Regions from separate parts of the Homo sapiens genome. Here region 2 is linked to region 1. A link is a loop called in an ENCODE intact Hi-C map of the cell type or tissue named here. Cell type or tissue: chondrocyte. All regions are shown on one strand. Links, peaks and the distances in the headings refer to the core of each region. The heading gives the core; the rest is flanking DNA.

Evidence for each region. A loop is a pair of places that touch in the nucleus more often than their neighbours do. Peaks named below come from ENCODE experiments on the same cell type or tissue, not always from the same donor. Only the 100,000 strongest peaks of a DNase experiment are listed, where the experiment ranks them.
Region 2: a loop joins it to region 1, with 8 times the contacts of the local background. A loop is called at or near these places in 87 of 110 quality-filtered maps.

Annotation. Positions count from the first base shown.
Region 1 is chr12:113,458,012-113,467,797 of GRCh38, forward strand. LHX5 (LIM homeobox 5) reads right to left here. Exons shown (of 5, transcript NM_022363.3): 4 at 9,245-9,410; 5 at 4,022-5,546. The coding sequence ends at 5,179. Among named protein-coding and RNA genes, the nearest start is that of LHX5, 9.0 kb to the right of the region's middle. In chondrocyte, for the core only: CTCF peaks have their summits at 3,869, 4,531 (motif pointing right) and 6,902 (motif pointing right); no DNase peak of the experiment used is centred there.
Region 2 is chr12:113,908,020-113,917,805 of GRCh38, forward strand. It overlaps RBM19 (RNA binding motif protein 19), which reads right to left. Exons shown (of 24, transcript NM_016196.4): 21 at 6,950-7,066. Among named protein-coding and RNA genes, the nearest start is that of RBM19, 53 kb to the right of the region's middle. RefSeq lists an enhancer at 2,385-2,885. In chondrocyte, for the core only: CTCF peaks have their summits at 4,880 (motif pointing left) and 5,106; DNase peaks (open chromatin) are centred at 6,322 and 6,952.

The DNA of each region.
Region 1 (9,786 bases), core at 622-8,621:
GCAGCAAAAGTTCTCAATTCAAAACCTAGCTTTGCCACTCCCTGGCTGTGTGACTTTGGTCAGCTCACTTCATCTCTTGGGGCTCATTCTCTCCACCTGCAAAGTGGGAAGAACAATGCTTATCTCGAAGGGACGTTGTGAGGATTGGATAGGACTCTGACCAATGGGTTTGGAGACAGGTGGCATCATGTTGAGCAGTGGTCTTGCATGTTTGGGAGGTGCCAGAATCTCTTGGGGAGCTAAATGTGAAGCATCTTGGGCCCCACTCCAGAGGACAATTCAAGCCATAAGTGGTGGGACCTGGGGCTGCAATTTGCAGCAAGCATTGTCCTCCGATCATACTTTGAGAAAATGGTTGTGGATGCTGAAAGACAAACGTCTCTTCCCAACTGCTCCCCTTCCCCACCCAGCCTTTCTCAGGAACTGCCTCCTTAACAATGTGCACCCAGTATTATGGCTGTACACCTGCAGGGGCACTGTGCTAGTGTTGGGGTGGGAGAATGTCTCCTCCCAGAGCCCCTGGGCCCAGTAAGCACTTGGGGAGTTAAAATGAGCTCACGGGAGTGGGAGTGAATTTGGTGTGAATCAGGTCCTCTCTCTCCTCTTGTTACCCTCCATGGAAGCTGGTGTGTGTGTGTGTGAGAGAGACAGAGAGAGAGACATGGACATGGGGATGTAACCCAGGCCCTAGATTTCCTGAACCTTGGCGACAGGCTGAGTCACTTCTCTTCCATCCTCACCCTGTGGAGGAAATGATGTTGAGAGTCCATTTCACAGGTGAGCACACTGAGACCCAGAAAGGGGACATAGTGACCAGAAAGGGGACATAGTGAGCAACCTCCAGTTCCTCAGCCAGGTAGTGTCCTGGATCCCAGAGCTCCTGCTCTGTTCTGCCTCCATCCCATTCTCAGGTGACCTAGGCTGCCAACCCGCTTCACTTGTGAATACTCAGAGGAAGGAATGATGGGGAGTGTGTCCACAAGTACTGATCATGCAGAAATCATGGCATCCCTCTTGGAACCTGGCTTCTGGAGCCACCCTCAGAGATCTTGATGGGGCCACCCCAGGGTTATTTAAGTCCCTGACATAAAAGGGGACCTCTTCCTCTCCCAGTTCTCCCAGACTGAAGCTGTGAGTATTTAAGGGGCAGGTATATATCCTGTGTACATGTGTGTTAGCATGTGTGCAAGGACATGGTGTGTGGGTTTTTGTGTGTCCACAGGGGTTAGACATATTGTAGGTGTGTGCATTTGTGTACACAAGCCTGTGGGTGTCTGTTAATGTACATTTGTGTGCATATGTATGTAGATGTGTGCGCCTACCATTGTGCCCTTGTCTGTATTTGTATGTGTCTCTGTGTGCATGCACAGCTGTGTGTCCATGTGGCTGCTTTGTGTGTGTGTGTGTGTGTGTAAATCCATATGCCTGTGAACATGCATCAGTATATGCTTGTGTTTTTGTTCGTGTACATGTATTTGCATGTGTAAGTGTTCATTGTGTGGGCCCATATGTAACTGTCTGGTGCGTGTGTGTGTGCATGTGTGTGCCTGTACCTGGAGAAAGGGGCAGAGGGCTTGGTTCTACTGCGGTTTCTCATTCTGTAGCCTCACTCTGCTGCCTTCACTGAAGGACACCTCTGGGTCTAAGCGTCCTATCTGGGTAGGGGCTGGGGGCGGTCCCTGGACACCATGGAGCATGAGCAGTAGGTGACTTGGCACACCTATGGGGGCTCTTCCTGCCACAGATTTAATCTTCTCTTTCTCTCCTCCTAACCTTTCTCCCTTCTCTTCCTCTTCCTCTCTTCCTTATTCTTTCCTTTTCTCCTGCCTCCCTCCCCTCCTCTTCCTCTCTTTCACCCCTCCTCCCCTCCCCTCTCTCCCCAACCTGTATCTCCCTGTCACAACCCTGTTTGAGGAAGGGGTGAGTCCTCTCCTCCCCCTAGCTTCGCTTCCCCCATATTGCTCTGGTGCAAGTTCTAAGTGAGCCCTTCTGTAAAGTTCACACATGCCCAGAAAGCATTCAGGGACCCGCCAGAGATGAGGTCCACCTTGCAAATTCTCTCTTGGCCTCTAAAATCCGTTACAGTTAGGGCACCATAGAGAAGTAGAAACACAACCCAATACATGGGTTTGAATCTCAGCTTTGCCACTTCCCAGCTGTGTGACTTTGGGCCAGTCCCTCAACCTCTCTGAGTACCCTGAGGGGGCCAATAATACCTACCCTGATACACGTCCAAGGATTCAGCTGCAAGGATATTCTGATGTGGTTTAAAGTGGTGAAACGTTGGAAACAAACCCAAATATCCAATAATAGACTTGGTTAAAAATAAAACAAAAACCATAAAAGGATGGCTCAGCCATTGAAGAGAACTTTAAGCAGTGACTACACAGAATGACATAGCTCTGTCTATGAAGATCAGTTTATACATCTGGAAGCTATTGCTGAGTGAACCAGAGCAGATGACCACATATTGAGTATAGGGTATGATCTCTAGTTTCAAAATGAAAAAACAAAACAAAACAAAACAAACAAACAAAAAAACAAACAAAAAAACAAGAAAAGAAAAAAGAAGTCTGAAAGAAAATGCATCATCTAGATTTCCATAGTGCTTGAGATTCTGGGTGGTGACATTTTCTTCCTTTTGTTTATCTGAGATTTCTAAATTTTCCACAAGCAAGTAGCATTGGTCTGATAAAGATGAATGTGCAGTAAGGAAAGAAAAGAAAAAGGCAAGGCACATTGCATGATTCTTGTGAGGAACACATAAAGAAGAAGGGCAGAAGAGTGGGGCTCTGAGCGTGCGCCTGTCCCATGGCGGTCTGTTCCCCACCTTCCCCTGCTGCAGCTACAATGGGCCGCTTCACTCACCCCGAGCTTGGGTGAAAAGTGATCCCAATGCAGGACACTCTTCTATTTATTTTTACCTCCCTCTCCTGCTTTTCTTTTCTTTTTCTTTTATCCTTTCTTCCTTCCTTCCTTCCTTCCTTTCTTTTTCTTTTTTCCCTTCTTTCTTTTTCTCTTTCTTTCTCTTTCTTTCTTTCTTTCTTTCTTTCTTTCTTTCTTTCTTTCTTTCTTTCTTTCTTTCCTTTCTTTCTCTCTTTTTTTGAGACAGTCTTGCTCTGTCGTCCAGGCTGGAGTGCAGTAATGTAGTACCAGCTTACTGCAACCTCCGCTTCCCGGGTTCAGGCGATTCTCCTGCCTCAGCCTCCCAAGTATCTGGGATTACAGGTGCCTGCCACCATGCCTGGCTAATTTTTGTATTTTTAGTAGAGAGAGGGTTTCACCATGTTGGCCAGGCTGGTCTTGAACTCCTGATCTCAGGTGATCCACCCACCTCAGCTTCCCAAAGTGCTGGGATTACAGACATTCGAGTTGGAAGGGAATGTAGGAAGCACTCTCTCCAACCCCTGCTTTTGCAAGTAGGGAAACTGAGTCAAAGAAGGAGAGTGACTTGTTTTAGGTAGTGGCCTCAGGCCTCCTAAATCTCACTGGACACTCTTTCCCTCATGCCTTTACCTAAAGACAAGCATGCACTGCATAAGATTTGCAGAGCACAACAGCCTCACTTTGGGGAGGAGGCGCACTTCAGTCCTAACATAGCCTTGCAGATAACCAGCATCAGCTTACCAGCCTGCTCTTTTTTTGGGCCACCAGAAATTACATGGGGGAATAGTTAGGAGTGAAGTTCTAATTCTTTTGATGTGCTGGCAACAAACAAATCACACATTCATTCATTCATCAAACATTCTGAAGACCTACTATATGCTGGGCAGGCCTGTGTTAGAGCAGGGTATTACATAAAGCATGGGGAGATACGGTGCCTGGCACGTAGTAGCTGTCGAAAGAGGACAGTCACTTTCATGAACCTGGGAGTCACTAGAAGAGCTCCCCCTTTGGGTGAGCAGAGGTTTTTGCACCCATCAAGGGTTTAATGTCAGAGACCAGAACCAGGGAAAGGAATGGTTTCATTCTCTCTGAGTCGTTATCAAGGTAGGGACAAAAAAAGAAAACCACACAGCGCTGAGGGAAAAAAGATTTTTTTTTATTAATCTTTCTCTTTAAAAAAAGTTGATTTTTTTTGTTTTTGTTTTTTGTTTTTTTTAGGTAAACCTCTTTCTGCTTCCCCTCCGTCACTCTGCCCTACCTCCTCTTAAAAATATAAAAATGTCCAACCCCGGATAACTAGAGTACAATAAATAAACAGTAAACACAAAAACATACTTTATTTGTTTCTTCTTTATACAAAATAAGGAAACTAGAAGCGTTCAACTTCCAAAAAAGTATAATATTGTACATCCTGACGGCCCAGCCTCCAGGCCCTGGGCAGGGAGGGTGGTCTGTGGGTCTGAGCCCAGCAATCCTGGCGCCCCACCCAGGGGGAGAGCAGGATGTGTGCGTGTTCGAGTCCGGCCTGCTCCCTCGGGCTCAACATAAACGTCAAAGTAAGGAAGAGCGGGAGCTGGACCCGGCTGGCCACTTCCTGACCCACAGCCCTATTCCTAGAGAAGCTGACCTTGAGCCTCAAGATTGGCCACCAGGGAGCGCCAGCGTGCAGGTGGCTCGGTCTCCCTCTCGGTGGCTCCCGGTTCACGCGAGTTCCTCGCTCGCTCTCCGTCTTCTCCCTCTGGCTGACGCTGTCTCTCCATCTCCTCCTCATCTTGCCCCCTTTCCTCTCCCTCTCTTTCAATCTCTCTCCTTTTCTTATCATCTTTTTTTTTAAAGACGGGGAAAGCACAGCGAGAAATAAGATTACAAAATGCCACTCGGATTGCAGAGAGAGGGAAAAACACCGTCTCCGCCCCTTGGCCTCACCCTCTCTCAGTCCAAAGAGGTGGCGGTGGCTGGGTGGGTGGGTGGGGGCCCGGGGAAAGTCTAGAGCGTGCTCGAAATCTCTTGACCCTCCGGAGTATTGACTTTGGTCCCAAGAAATTGCTCGCGGTTGCTGGGAGAGTACTGGCGGTGGGCTGAGGCTCCTGGAGAGCCCGCGGGGTGGAGATGGGGGTCGGCCCCCCCTCGGCGCCCAGCCGAGGAGCAGCTGCCAGTTGAGTGCGGACCCGAGAGAGAACCCCCGAGGGACACCCACGTCTCCCACCGCGTCTGCGTCGGGCGTTTTGGTTTCAGGAGGCTGCTTCGGGGCGGGGCCCCCGGGGGCCGAGCGCGGGGGGCGGCCCGGCGGCCTTACCACACGGCGGCTTCGTTGAGCTCGGGGTTGGGATGCGACAGGGGTCCGCTGTAGCCGCTGGTGCCGCTCATTGGGAAGGGCGGGCTGGGCCCGCCGCTGAATACCTCGCCGGGCATGGGGTGCAGCGTGCCCGGCAGGCCTGGCTCGGGGCTCGGTGTGTCCGGGTGCGAGATCATGTCGGTGAACCTGGGGTTGTCCGCGGCGTGCGGGCCGGCGAGCGGCGGTTCCAGCGCTCCCAGCGGCGTCGAGCCGGGGCCAGAGGCCGCCAGGAAGCTGGAGTCGGCCGGGGACTGCGCCTGCGAAGGCGGGCCGTGCGCGAAGAAGTCGTAGTTGCTTCCCGGCGCGTAGTAGTCGCCTTGGTAGTCTGCGGAGGGGGAGCGGGAAGGAGACAGGGCGCGGTGAGAGAAGGCGAAGTAGGCGGGGGACCCGGGACCCGGGGAGGGGACCCGGGCGGGCGAGAGAGGGGAGCGCGCGACACCGACCCAAGGTTAGAGAGACCTGCGGAGGCCGGCGCCCCTTGAGACGGTGGACGTCGCAGGCTCACGGGGAGGGTTGGGGAGAGAGACAATGAGAGATCTCGAAAGGGCAAGAGACTCAGACTGCCAGAGACCACACACAGAGACGGGAGAGACTCCGAGACCGTGGGGGACACACGCGGCAAAAACTCGGAGACTTCAGTCACAGGTTCCCTGACACCTAGAGATGGAGAGAGACAGAGGCGGCCAGAGACGCAGAGACAGACAATGATTCCTAAGTGTCTTAGGGTCGGTGAGAGACACAGAGATGCGGGACAGCGAGAGACAGACGGAGAGATCGGCAGAGGGGCAGAGAGAAAGGCGGAAAAGAGACCCAGAGACGCGGAGTCCGCGGCTGAGACCCGAAAGCCCGAGACATCGGAGGGTCGCGGAGGAGTCGAGGAGACGCAGAGAGAGGAAAGACGGCCGCGGTTAGAGACACGCGTGGAAACCCCCGGGGGCGGCAGCGAGGGAGTCAGGAGTGAGCCCGAAGATGGAGAGAAGTCGATGCGCCCAGAGAACGCAAGACGGTGGATCAGAGATGAGTCCCAGGAACCTCCAGAGAAGCGGAGGCTGACAGGCCCGGGGAGAGGAACCGGGCAGGGACAAACCAGCGGACAGAGCAGAGCGCGAAATGGTTGAGACCGGGAAGCGACCTGGCCGGGGGAAACTGGATCCGGGCCGCGGCAGGAGCGACTGGTGGGTTGGGCCGGGCGGGGCGGCCTTGGCGCCCTAAACTCGGTCCCTGCGCCCTACCAACCCAGTCCAAGTCCTTCGCCTCGCCAAGTACGGCCGCCGCGTCGATCCCGGTGAGACCATTTGTACCGGCCTAGCCTAGCCTGAGAAAGAGAAAACTGAGCTCCAGCGACTTGGGAGAGGGGGAGGAGGACACGAAGATTCTCTGGGTCATGGCCAGAGCTCCGCGGGCTCCTTGGGGTAGAAGCTCGGTCCTCCAGCCTTGCCCCGGGTTGGTTTTGCCAGCACCCCCAGGTTCTGAAGCATCTGAGGACATTGAGATCTTTTGAGAAGCTGGTGATAGCTATGGGCTCTCTCTCAAGGAAAATGCAAGGATGAGAATTTTGCCCATAAATTCAGGAGGTGTAGGGACTCCGGATTGCAAACCCATTCTGCCTCAACAAATCTGTATCAACTCTCTGACCGCCCCACATAGCCCCTTTTCCAGAACCTTCGGGATATCCTGCCTTCCCCCACCAGGTGGGGCCCTGAAGGACTGACGTGGGGGACGTCACGAAAGGACCACCTTGTACCAGGCACCCGCTTTGTACGGCGGGAAAACCAGCGAGTCCAGAAGCCTGAGTCTCTTCTGCAAATCCACTCCCCCTGCTGAGTCCTGGGATCTCAGTCAAGGGGCGAATTCCTGATGCCCCCTGCCACCCTCTTCCCTCTCCAAACCCTGAAATCTGTCCAAATGGGGGGTGTCTGGAGGCGTGGCTTGGAGGCAGTTTAAGCAACAGCTAAAACGGTTGCCAATTACTTTTTAAAACCATTAATTTAATTCTCCCCGAAAGTGAAGGGGAAGATGGGGAGCGGCAAATTTGGAGCCCCAAAGGGACAGGGATGGGAGACGGCCGCGGCCCGCGGCGAGCCGGAAAACCAGCGAAGGCCGCTGCCCCCGCGCCGTGCGCGCCGCCTCCGCCCATATGGCGGCCGGGCCGGAGGTAATTGGAACAAACGCCGTCTGAAAAGGGCACAAAAGCCGCAGCTGGGGCTTTGTCCGCGCTCCCACGGGGAGCCGCCGGCCCCGCCGCCCGGCCCCTTTCTCGCCCGCTGCCGGTCGCCACCGCCGGGATCTCCCAGCGCGGATTAGGCGGGGCTGCCTCGCTGGGGGCTGGGGAGTCTTCCCCACCATTACGGGGAACGAGGGGCCCCCAGTATCCAGCTCCCCACCTCATCCAGCGCGCAGGGAGAGGAGGCGGTGGGATAGGTCGGGGCGGGGGCGAAGTGGTCCTCGGGGAAACCTTGGTTAATTATCCAGGCGGGGAAAAATTCCGGGCCGGTACCGCCCCCACTACCTCGCTGCTCCGGGCCCAGATTTTGTAGGGAAAGAGGCAAATTTAGGTGGAGAGAGTCGGTGAGTGGAGACTCCGGAAGACACGCCCACCATCCGGGCTCTCCAGGGTTGGGGGTCTGTCCGGGGTTGGGGGTCTGTCCAGGGTTGGGGGGCTGTCCAGGGTTGGGCGGCTGGGGCGCTCCAGCCTGAGCCCTGCCACTGCCTGGGGTCTCTGCCCTGAAAAGCACAGCCTGGCATTTTGCCCACAATTTCTAGGGGCCCCGGTCCGGTCTCAAGGTCTAATCCCCCCTCAGGCTTCCGGATGTGCTGAGGTTAGTGATGGGGTTATCTTCCCTTCCCTTCTGCGTCTACCTGGGTGCCTAGCTCCTGCCTTGCTAACACTGCCACTGAACCCACTTTCTAAGAGAAATTGCCTCTTCCTAACCTGCGTTACAACTCAGAAGTGCAGATGCCTCTCAGACATAGACAGTCCTGGGGTCTCTCCAAATTCAGAAGCTTCAGAATAGAAGAGGAGAGGTGCTTTCTTGAGCCCTCAGCCCTGGGAAGAACAGGACAGTGAGCTTGGTGAGCTCAAGCAATGCGGCTCAGGGTAAGGAGCTGAAAAAATCGGATAGGGGGAGTTGGGATGGCTCACCAATCCAGTGTGAGGGAAGTGAGAGGAGGAAAAGCTGAGGTGGCAAGGGGACAGCTCACCCCAGGCCCAAGCCTGGTACCACCATCTGAAGCCCTTTGTAAACTGGGGCTCCTCGCTCTCTGCAGCCCCAAAGACGGTGGAAATCTGGGGTTGGCCCAACACTTGTGCCCCCAGTCTGTAGGAACCCCAGGGGTCTCGGGGCTGGAGGGTGGACTACAGTCCTGCCCAGAGCAACTGCCGGCATTTGGGCTAACACTGCCAGATGCTGTGCGCACACACCCCGCCACATGGAACAGGAGTTGCTGCCTTCGATGCTAGTGAGCAGGCGGCTTGGAATGAATCCAGACCCCCATCCCCTCCCCTCACACTACCCTCCAGCGCTCGGAATCCACCTCATGCCAAGTACACCAGGCACAGGGCGGCAGGAAGGCTGTGCGTCTGTCCGTGGGGGCCGCATGCATGTGGATTTGCCAGTACTGGCCTCAGTGTGACTGGTGGGAGTGTGCGCGTCTGTGGAGTTGTGTCTCCGTGAGTGTACCTGTGTGTGAGAGGGTGGAATTTACCTATACGTGATCGTGCGATCGTGTCTAGACGTGTGTCCCTGGAGTCTCTGAACGCAAGTGTGAGTGCACCTTGTGCCCTGCGTGGGTGAATGTGTCACTGTATCTCGTGTGTGCTTCTGTGTGCATCACTGTATGGGTGAGACCATGTATCTGATTTTGTGTCCAGGACATGTGGGTGAGTGTACATGTGTCTGTGATCGTGTGTCCAGCGAGTGGGCGATGTTCTGGAGCGGCGGAAAGCGTGCTGGCCGGGACCCTTCGCCCTCAGCTCCCGGAATAGGACAGGTGCGGAACAGCGAATCCCGGGGCGCCCCTTACCTCCGTAGTAGGTGTACGGGGTGGACCCCAACATCTCAGACTCGTCCAAGCGGCCGCCCAGCGGACGCATGCGCCGCGGACTCCGGAAGAAGGCGTGCCTCCGGGCGCCTAGGGCGCTCAGCTGTTTCATCCGGCGTTCTTTGGACCGTCGGTTCTGAAACCACACCTGGGACAGAGGAGGGGGCTGTGAACCCAGGATCAGGAGTGTCCTCTCCCCCCCTCTTCTCCCTTCCCTGACTGGGCTGCCCCTGCTGGGTCCTTGCGCCTCTTCCGCACCAGGACTCCCCCGAGGCGGGGCCGGGCCGGATTAGGCCGGGAGGGGTGGAGAGAGGCTTCGGCGAACCAGCCAAGGGTGAAGGATTTCGCGGACCCGTGGGGCGACTCATAAAGACTTGGGCTTCCTGGTCCCCGGCTCGCCCGCGGCCTGACGGCTCTATAAAGGCCTCCCTCCCGGCACGGCTCTCGCCTCGGCCCCTCGGCTCCGGAGCCAGCCTCTGGCCGTTTGTCTGCCCGCGCTTCGGCGCAGGGAGGGAGGGGGCATC
Region 2 (9,786 bases), core at 1,169-9,168, 450 kb after region 1:
AGACACCTGGGGTCAGCCTCATCCTCCTCACCCATCCCTTTGAGAACTTGGCTAAGGGTTTTCTCCCACCCCACACACCTCACTCAACCCATCCTGCCTGGCTGGCTCTCAGGAGCTGCCTGAGCCTGATTTTTGCAGAGTTTCTTCAGGGAAAGCCTGGAGAATGGGAAGTCTTCCCCCATCCTGCTCTGTGTCTCTGCCCTAGCAGATGAAAGGGCTCAAAGGGCTGGAAGCTTTTGGAAAAGTACTGCTGACAACCAGGAGTCAATCGGGCAGTGACCCCATGCCTGTGTGGGGGAGACAAGGGAGGTGTGTGTGGGGAGCATGAGTGAGCAAGCTGTCCTCGGCCCTCCTTCCACTGTCACGGCCACTGCAAGAGGAAATGAGAAGGCCAGGAGGCCAGGGATGGACAGACGTTGCCCACAAAGCAGGCACAACAGGTGTGGGGTGGACAGGAGATGCAAGCCTTGTAATTAAGATCTCCAGACACCTGTTGTGAACTCTCGCCCATTCACACCCTAGCAGGTGGTTCACACCTCAAGGAAGAAAATAGCAAAAAAAAAAAAAAAAAAAAAAAAAAAAAAGATGCTGAGATAAAAGGAGAAAAGTAGCTCTCCATCTGCCAGCCTGCAATTGCTGCCTGCTCTCACCAGACATCCCTGACCCATGGCAGGAGTTCCAGGGCGATAAGTGAAGCTCTGGAGGGAGAGCTGGTTGTGCTGGTCTGTGTGACCAGCCTCAGAGCTGTGTGACCTGGGGCAGACTGCTGAACCTCTCTGTGCCTTACACTTCGCGTTTCTACCAGGATTGTATTGAGACAGGCTTCACATAGTGGGTATGCACTCCACAAACATTATCACAGCACCAGCTATGTAGCAGGCACCTGTGGACATGACAGTGAGCCAGTCAGAGTGTCCCAGCTTATATTCGGGGGTTGGGGGTCAGTACACTAAGCAACCACATGGAGCAGTTCCAAGGGGAGCTGAGGCAGCTGGGGTGCAATGGTAACGGGACTGCAGGACCGCAGGACAGGCTGAGCTACCCTGGACAGGGGTCAGGAGTTAGTCAGTGGAAGAGTGTGCTGGCGTGTGCTGAAGGCCTCATTTTATTCTATTTTTTTAGAGAGAAGGTCTCACTCTGTTGCACAGGCTGGGGTGCAGTGGCCTGATTATAGCTCACTGCAAACTCAGACTCCCAGACTCAAACAATTTTCCTGCCTCAGCCTCCTGAGTAACTGGGACTATAGGAGTGCCACACAGTTCAGCTAATTTTTGTATTTGTTGTAGAGATGGGGTCTTGCTATGTTGTCCAGCATAGTCTCGAACTCCTAGCTTCAAAGGATCCTCCTGCTTTGGCCTCCCAAAGTGCGGGAACAGACTTTTAGCATTTGCTACCCTGGTGATGGCCATGCGGGCGATTTTCTCTCAGGGGCCAAGCTCAAGGAAAAGCTAATTGCCCAAAGCCCCAACCAAGAAGGTAACTCTCTCACAAATGTCCACCTGACTCCAATGGCTGGAAGGCAACGTGAACCACCTGTCGGTAAAAAGGAAGGGAGGGAGCGGTGAAGGAAGAAAGCGAAATCGGGTCTTGACTGTGAACCTGTGGATGTCAGCTTCCCACAGAGAAGACAGCGGAAGCTCACAGGTGGAAAGTGAGCCGGGGGACTCTGGAGTACTGTGTATATGGACAGGCTAAGCGTGAGCCACCCAAGCCTTCCTTCTCACCTCCAGACCCACTTGACTGTCTTCCTAAACCTAACCCCAAACAGTGTTCCTGACGTGGCAGACCACCAGAAGGAAACACAGTAATAACAGCTACGCTGGCTGGGAGCTTTTCATGAGCCCGGCACTACGCTAGGCGTCTCACATACTTGACTCATCTTTTATCACCCAGCTGTCAGGCAGGGCTTTTCATCCCCATTTTACAGATGAGGAAAACTGAGGCCCGGAGAGCTAACATGACATAGCATAGGAAGGGAGAGAAGTGCATTGAATCCACAGATTTATCACCAGAACTGACTCTTCACCATGACTTGACCTGGCCTGGACTTCAGAGCTGCCTAGACATTCCCACGCCATCCTCAGAGAGGCAGGTCTGAAACGCGCTCCTTAGCAGTTTCCACAGAGGGCCTTAGTGATGATCATGACAGTGACAGACATGCTCCCATAAACACCTCCCTCCTTTAGTCAGCCTGTCCACCCACCCTCTCCCTGAGCCTTTCACCGCCTGGGCAGGGAGGCAGGGGAGGCAGACACACTCTTCATTCCCACCCTGCAGGCGAGCAAACTAAGCCTGGCCAATGGCCACTACACCCAGGCTCCAAACTTCCCGATTCTTCTACTGGTTCACAGGCAGAACTGGCTATATAGTTGGCAGGGCCTGGCGCAAAAGAAAAATCCAGGACCCCTTGTTCACACATTACTAAGAATTTCAAGATGGTGACAGCAGTGCATTTAACCAAGTGTGAGGCCAATCCTGTTTGCAGAACCTCCTTCCTGGAAGATGGGGGGTACTGCCTGCCAGAACCCAGGTGGCTCAAACAAGGCTGCCCCATGGACTATGACAGAAATGGGCAAGCCGAGGGTCCATCTAGGAATAGCACCGTTACTGTCTGTACCCTAGTTTCTTCATATAGAAGGCAGGTTTAACAACAGTCTTACCATGTTGGGCTGCTGTGTGGACGAACTGATACAAAGACTGCGTGGCACGTGGTTCACCCCATGTCCCATGCCTCCCCGATGCCTGTATTAGCCAGCTCTGTTTTTAACACCACTTCCAGCTTTTGAAATGGGGGTGGAAATAAGACCCTCTCCACCAAACGCTTGAGCTCTGCATACAGCTGCTGTGTATCAGCAGGAGAGCCCCAAGTGTAAGCTTCATTTGCATGTATACACTCAGGCCCGATCCAGGCCCTGAACTGCCTCTCTGCCCTGGGCACTTCCTGGTGGAGACAGGGAAAGAGGAAAATAAACAACATGGCAAAACACACATGTGCAACATACCTACTCCAGAGCAAACCCAGATGGGGTGGCGGTGGGGGGGGTGGGAAGCCCAGTCTCCACTTCCTTCCTTCCTTCTTTTAGATCCATACTAACCTAAGACTCTGGGCACCTGCCGGGTGAGCTGACCACTGGCCATTTCCGTCCTTGTTTGAGTGGTGGGGTGAGAAGTTTGTGTGTACATGCATACTTGCACAGTCTGGGACACCCCTATTTGTGTGTCTTCCACATTTCCTTTTGGGGGATAAAGGGGAGCTGGCTCAGCCTGTCCCTCAAGGTCCTTCCTGACTCTCTACCCCAGAACACAGACGAATGGGGCAGAAATAGAGGATTACAGGATTACAGCCTTCCTTTACAGAAGAAAAAACAAAAACAAAACAAACAAACAAAAAAACCAGGAAAACGCTGCCCAGGACCTTCAAGGCTTCAGCACTGCCGTTGTGGACCTGGGTTCTGTCTATAAACTCAGATTCAAACCCTGGGTTCAAATCCTGGCTCCACTGGTTTGGTGCTGTTGAACACCACAGTCAACATTTATTAACTACCTGTTACTCTGCCAGGGGCTGGATTAAGTGCCTCATTTGTACAATCTCATTTAATCCTTATAGTCCTTGAGGCCGATGAGCAGCGTGGTGGCCTGAGGCATCTGATGACCCAGTGGGTGGAATTTGGGCTCTGGAGCTGGTTTCTTCACTGAGAAACAGAGACATGAAACTACTTTACCGGGCCACGGTGATGAATGGGCCCCCAGAAACATGAGGCACTGCAGCGCACGGGGCCGGGGACATGAGAAAGAAATCAACACTCACACGTATTACCACAGCATCATCACAAATTAGTGTATGTTATCACTAGTGTTACTACCACTAGTTTATGCCAGGGGAAACTGAAGTCCGAAAAGAGAGCCACAGAGAAGACGAGAATCGCTGTCTGCAAATCCACTGCTGTGCCTCTCTCTGAGTTTCCAAAAGCATAATCCTTGAGTCACCCTAGACAGTGATCCCACAGAAACATGGAAATGCAGTGCCTCCTGATGCCTGTCTGGTTTAACCCAAGGCTGGTTAGTTAAGGGGCTGGAGTGTGGTGCACTGAGGCCCGAGTGGAAGGCTGGTGGCCTCCGGGAAGGGCCCCAGGCACTGCTGCCTCGGGCTAGGAGGCTGCCTTCTCTCCCCTCCAGCAGGCGGGGTAGCTTGAGGCCCTGCCCAGAGAATGCTCTCCGGAGCCCTGCACTCTCACCTGCACACCTGTCCCACTGGCTGTCCCTGTCAGTTTCCTCTCTGGTCCCCCACAGAGAGACCTGAGTCTCTCCTGAAATGGCTACATGCCTCGTGCCTAGCACAGTGCCTGGTATAAATGACACACTCGCTGTCATTTGGTCCCACTGGAATGATCTGGAGGAAGACAGTTCCTTCTAGACCCAAGAAAACAGGCAGCAGAGAGGAGTGGCTCCAAGCCGGGGCTCTGGGTTAGGCTGACTTAGATCCAAATCCCCATTCAGCGGCATGGTCCCAGGCAGGACACTCCATCTCCCTAGTTTCCATCTCCAGTTTCTGTCTGGGTGCAAAAGGAATGACAGCATCCATCCCTCGCAGGGCTGCTGTGCGGCTTAAAAGAGGTGATTCTGCACGGGAAGGCATTCAAGCTCAGAGCCCCGCACACAGCAAGCGTGTAATAAAAGGGAGTTGTGATTTTTACTACACCTGGTAGGAGAAACCCATAGAACCTGCCTGCCCAAATGGACCAGCTTGGTTCCCCGAAACCCTGAAACCTCCCCCTGGCTAATGACCTTTACCGGCCAGTGGCTTTGTCTGAAATCCTGTCTGGGGCTTCCCTGGACAATCTTGAAGTCCCTGAGAAGGCTCACAGCGACCCCTGCTGTCTGCAACGAGGAACTGCCTTACATCCCCAGCCGGAGTGAACAACAATAGCAGGTACGGCCCTCCAAGAAGGTCTTACGTTTCCAGGGTTTTAAGAAAACTCTCATCAGAACAATGGCAAGGAGAAGAGTCACCACATGTAATTATGTTCAGTGGACACTAATTCCCTGTCTTCTAAAAATAAATATAATACATGAGATCACACAAAGTGCTCTCTCTTCCCTTGTGGTCTTTTGTTTCCCCGGATAAGTGTCATCCTAAATATACTGCAGAACCAAGTGAAACTGTCATTTCAGCGGGATATTATTTCCCGATCAACATGCGCTCTTCTTAGCAAGCCCGTTTTAATCTGGCAGTTCTTAAGTTGGACTCCTTTTAAAAAGCAGAGCATGTTTAAACAAGCAGACATACCGAGAGGCTAAGGATATGTACCTTCCTGGAGGGACGACTGATCAGTCGAGGTTTAGGGAAATGGGAAACCTCCCCCCAGGTCATGACCCCATCTCGCCAGGCTATTCCTGCTGTGCAGGATACCCGGAGATCATAGCTAAGATCCTGCTTCCCAGATACTGGCAGGATTGGTCTCTGCCTCAGATCCCAGCTCACCACACACCACATCTGTTTATGAACTGAATACTAGTGTATGATTTAGAACAAACAGAGGGGAAAAGGAGGACAAAGATATCTGAAGTTCCCCACATGACTTCTTATTCTTCAAACTACAGAGTGAGAGCAAAGAAGGTAGATGCCACACAAAGATAATTGTTTCTCATCTCCAAAACACAAGGCTGATTTTGTAACCACAGATTACCTTGCAAGATGCTAACTGGCAACTCTAACAGAGGCTTCACTCTTGGACCCTTGTGCAAGTGTAGAATGAACGAACGAGACCTAGTGTCTAGAATCCTAAATGTTCACCCACGCGCAGGCCATGGTGCTGCAGGTCCCCCGAGCAGTCCTGGATCCCACCGAAGCCTCAACAATGTGTTTAGGTGAAGCTGACTTCATCTGCCTTTGCATTCTGAGAGCTAGATGGTCTCTCTATTACCCTGCCCATGCCTTGGGTGGGGGGGCCTTGGCTTCAAGCATTCCCCTTAGGCCCTGATATGAGGACGTTTCTTTCATTCATGGCTTGGTGCTGGGTGGTGCCTACCTAATCTGAAAAGCCAAACACTGTAACATGGCAGCGTAGGGATCACCAACTAGGGGCCCTGGGGCAGGCCAGACTTGTTTTGTTTTTAAAAAGTGAATTAGTTGCTGATGAATTCTCCTTAAGAATCCACATGGCTGGTTTCTCTTTCAAAACATGGGAACTGGTCTTACGAAGCCTGAGTTCCTGCATGGCATCCCAGCTGGATGACCAGAGAGAGGCCCGCCTGCTGCTCAGTCCCCACCCAGCCTGCTGCCGTTACCGGCTGGGTCCCTGCGACAGCTGCATTTTCCACCCCTGTGCAAGCAGGTGCTGACGGACTGCTTTATGTGTGCAGGTAATTCGCCTTCATTTCCATAGAGTCATTTAGGCCACTGGTCCCCAACCCCGGCTGGACATTAGGATCCCCTGGGGAGCTTTTAGCAAAACACCGATGTCTAGACCCCACTGTTGAAAAATGGAATCCAACTCTCTGGGGGTGCAGCCTCGGGAAAGGTGTATTTTAGCCATTGCCAGGTGGCTGGAATGTGTGGCTAAGGTGGAAAACCAGCACCTTAAACCAAAGGGGTAGCCTGGATGGAGGAAATTTCAAGCAGATCATGGGTAGGGCTGGGTTTTAGCCACTGGGGCCCCTGCCCCTCTTGCACGTTGTGGATGGGGACAGGGAAGCCTGCCTGCCCTTTCTCCATCTGCCTCGGAGAGGGGGAAGCCTGGCTGTTTTGACTTTTTTCCTGCACAGTGCTCTGGGGAGCCACATCTGAGATTAAGGGAGATAAATCAAAAGCAGCCAAAAGATGACCTTTGAAAGACCACTGTGCCGGCCTGCAACGGAACCATCCAGGACCCAAAGGCCATCTTCCCTGAGACTCGGGCAGGCTCCCCGCCCACACGCCAGTCCCCTGGACTAAACCTGAAGTTCTCACCTGAAGAGCTCTCGGATCTCCCGGCTGTGGGCCTGGAAGGGGATGTTCCGCACCAGGATCTTGGAGGTGGTCTGCTTTCTGGGAACTTGTTTCTTCCGAGCCAATGTCACGGCTGGCCTGGAGTGGTGGGGGGAGAGGGTCCAAGTTATTCGGAGCTTCAGCAGCTCCTGCCCAACATTGACTCCACTACGCCTCCATCAGAATATTCAGGTGATGGATTCAAGGAGTGTGCGTGGGGTGCGGGACCAACGTGAAAGGAGAGGAAGGCCGTCTCCCACCAGGTGATAGGACCCAAAACAGCTGCAGACGTCAGGGGGACACATCCGTGCTTGGGTGGCTGCTGACCTTCATTTGAGAGACTCCGGGGCCACCAGGGACTTAAGGAGCCCCGCTAAGGGTGGGGCTGGTTTCTCACCAAACCCAATCTCCATTGTGTCTTTCTCTCCAGTTGCAAAGAAAGACCCCAGTTGGTTTCCAAAGGTCTTGTGACACTTCATCAATAACCCGAGGAGGAACATGCGGGGGCCTAACCATGCAGATGGACCAGGTGGCGAGCAAGGACACTCTCAGCCCAGGTTCAAGGCCATCCCCAATGCAGTGCTACCTGGCCTGTCTCCCTGCTCTCCCAGGGAAACCTCCCACTCCACCAAAACAGGGTAGGGAAGTGAGCAAGGCTGGGAGTTAACAAGCTGGGTGTGAATGCCAAATCCGACACTTAGGATCTCTGCGATCTTGGGCAAGTAACATGGCCGCTCTGGGCCTCCATTTCTTCCACTGTAGAATGGGTGTAATGATAGGCCCACCTAATTTGATTGTTTGAAGATTTAATAAGCAGACTCAGCACTGGACCCAGAATGTGGTAAACATTCAATAAACAGCAGCTGTTATGATAATGACCATGTTAGGACTTACCTCCTTCAGGCCTGCTCCACGTCACCTCCTCACAGGCCTTCCCTGTCTCCATTAAAATGGCAGCCCCCTCACCCACAGCCCCCAGCTTCATTTCTCTTCCTGGCACTGATCCCTGTGCTAGTACATTATACATTTAATCATGTTTCTTTTCTTTTTTTTGTCTTGTCATTCTGGGGCTATGCTGTCTCATATGGCAGCCACCAGCCACATGTGGCTAGTTGAATCTAAATTAAAATGAAGCAAAACTAGGCTGGGCATGGTGGCTCACACCTGTAATCCCAACACTTTGGGAGGCTTAGGTGGATCACCTGAGGTCAGGAGTTCAAGACCAGCCTGGCCAACATAGTGAAACCCTGTCTCTACTGAAAATACAAAAATTAGCCAGGTGTGGTGGCAGGCGCCTGTAATCCCAGTTACTTGGGAGGCTGAGGCACGAGAATTGCTTGAACCCAGGAGGCGGAGGTTGCAGTGAGCTAAGATCACACCACTGCAGTCCAGCCTGGGTGACAGGGTGAGACTCCGTCTCAAAAAAATAGAAGCAGCAAAACTACAAATTCACTTCCTCGGTTGCTGGGGTATCAGGCTCCAAGATGGTGCCCAGTGATTCCTGGCTCTTGGTGTTCATGCCCTGGGTAATCCCTTCCCATGCTGTATCAGGGCAGGTCTGGGTGACAAGCAGCATACAGCAGAGGGATGGTGTGTGAATTCTAAGACTAGGTTGTAGAAGACATTGTGGCCTCCTTCTTCCCCATTCTTGGATCACTCACTCTGGAGAGACCCGCTGCCATGCCATGGGGACACTCAAGCGGTCCCAGAAAGAGATCCCCAAGGTGAGGAACTGAGGACCCCTGCCAGCAGCCATGTGAGTGTATCATCTTAATGACAGATCTACCAGCCCCAGCTGAGCCTTCAGATGACTGCTGCCCTAGCCGACATCCTGACTGTAACCTCATGAGAGACCCTGAGCCAGAATTCCCAGCTAAGCTGCTCCTGAATTCCTGACCCATGAAACTATGAGATAATGTTTTCTTTTCAGCCTTTAAGTTCTGGGATACTTTGTGATGCAGCAATAGATAGCTAAAACAGTTGCACTTGCCATATCTCAAGAGCTAAATAGCCATGTGTGGCAATTGACTACCATATTGGACAGAAGAGATGTGGAACATTTCCATTGCTGCAGAAGCTTCTATGGAACAGCACTGCCCTAGGGTGTAAACTCCCAAGGAAACACTATCCCCCATGCCTAGAAGGAGGATGTGGTACACAGTGGGCTTGCTGTAATTTTTTCTTGAGTAAAACAATGGTTCCATGAACACTGGCTAGGAAGTGAGACCTTGCAAGGCTGAATTCAGGCTGGCTCTCTGGAGATAGGGTACTGGAAAGAAACTGCTGGCTCAGTGCTCATGGGCACTGCAAGTGCTGGATGCTTAACACACAACCTCTACTTAGCACGTTTCACTTCAGAGGCAAAGTCACCCATGCAAGGTCACAGAGCTCCTGAATTAGAAACTACAGGTGTGGGGCTCAAAGCCTGAGCTCCTTCTGTTATACTGGCAGCTCAGGAACCCCCACTAGACTTCTGAGGGCCTCTGTACCAAGCCATCTTCCCTCCAAGGATGCTTAACATAGCACAGACCACAATGGGTGAAAAACACCAGAGCTGGCCCAAGCTGGACTCACAGGAAGCATTAACAACAAAGAAAGAAGGAAAAAGAAAGGTCAATTCGCTGGAAGCTAATTTGCCGGATGACCACAACAAATTACCAACTTGTTGAAAACTACCAAATAAATATCTGAAACCAGCTCTAGGGCTGTTAGAGGCATTCATTTTATCACCCGATGCAAGTAGATGATAATGACAATAATGGCTTACGCTGGGCACCTGTTATGTGCCGGACACTGTTGGAGGCACGTCGGGTGTAATA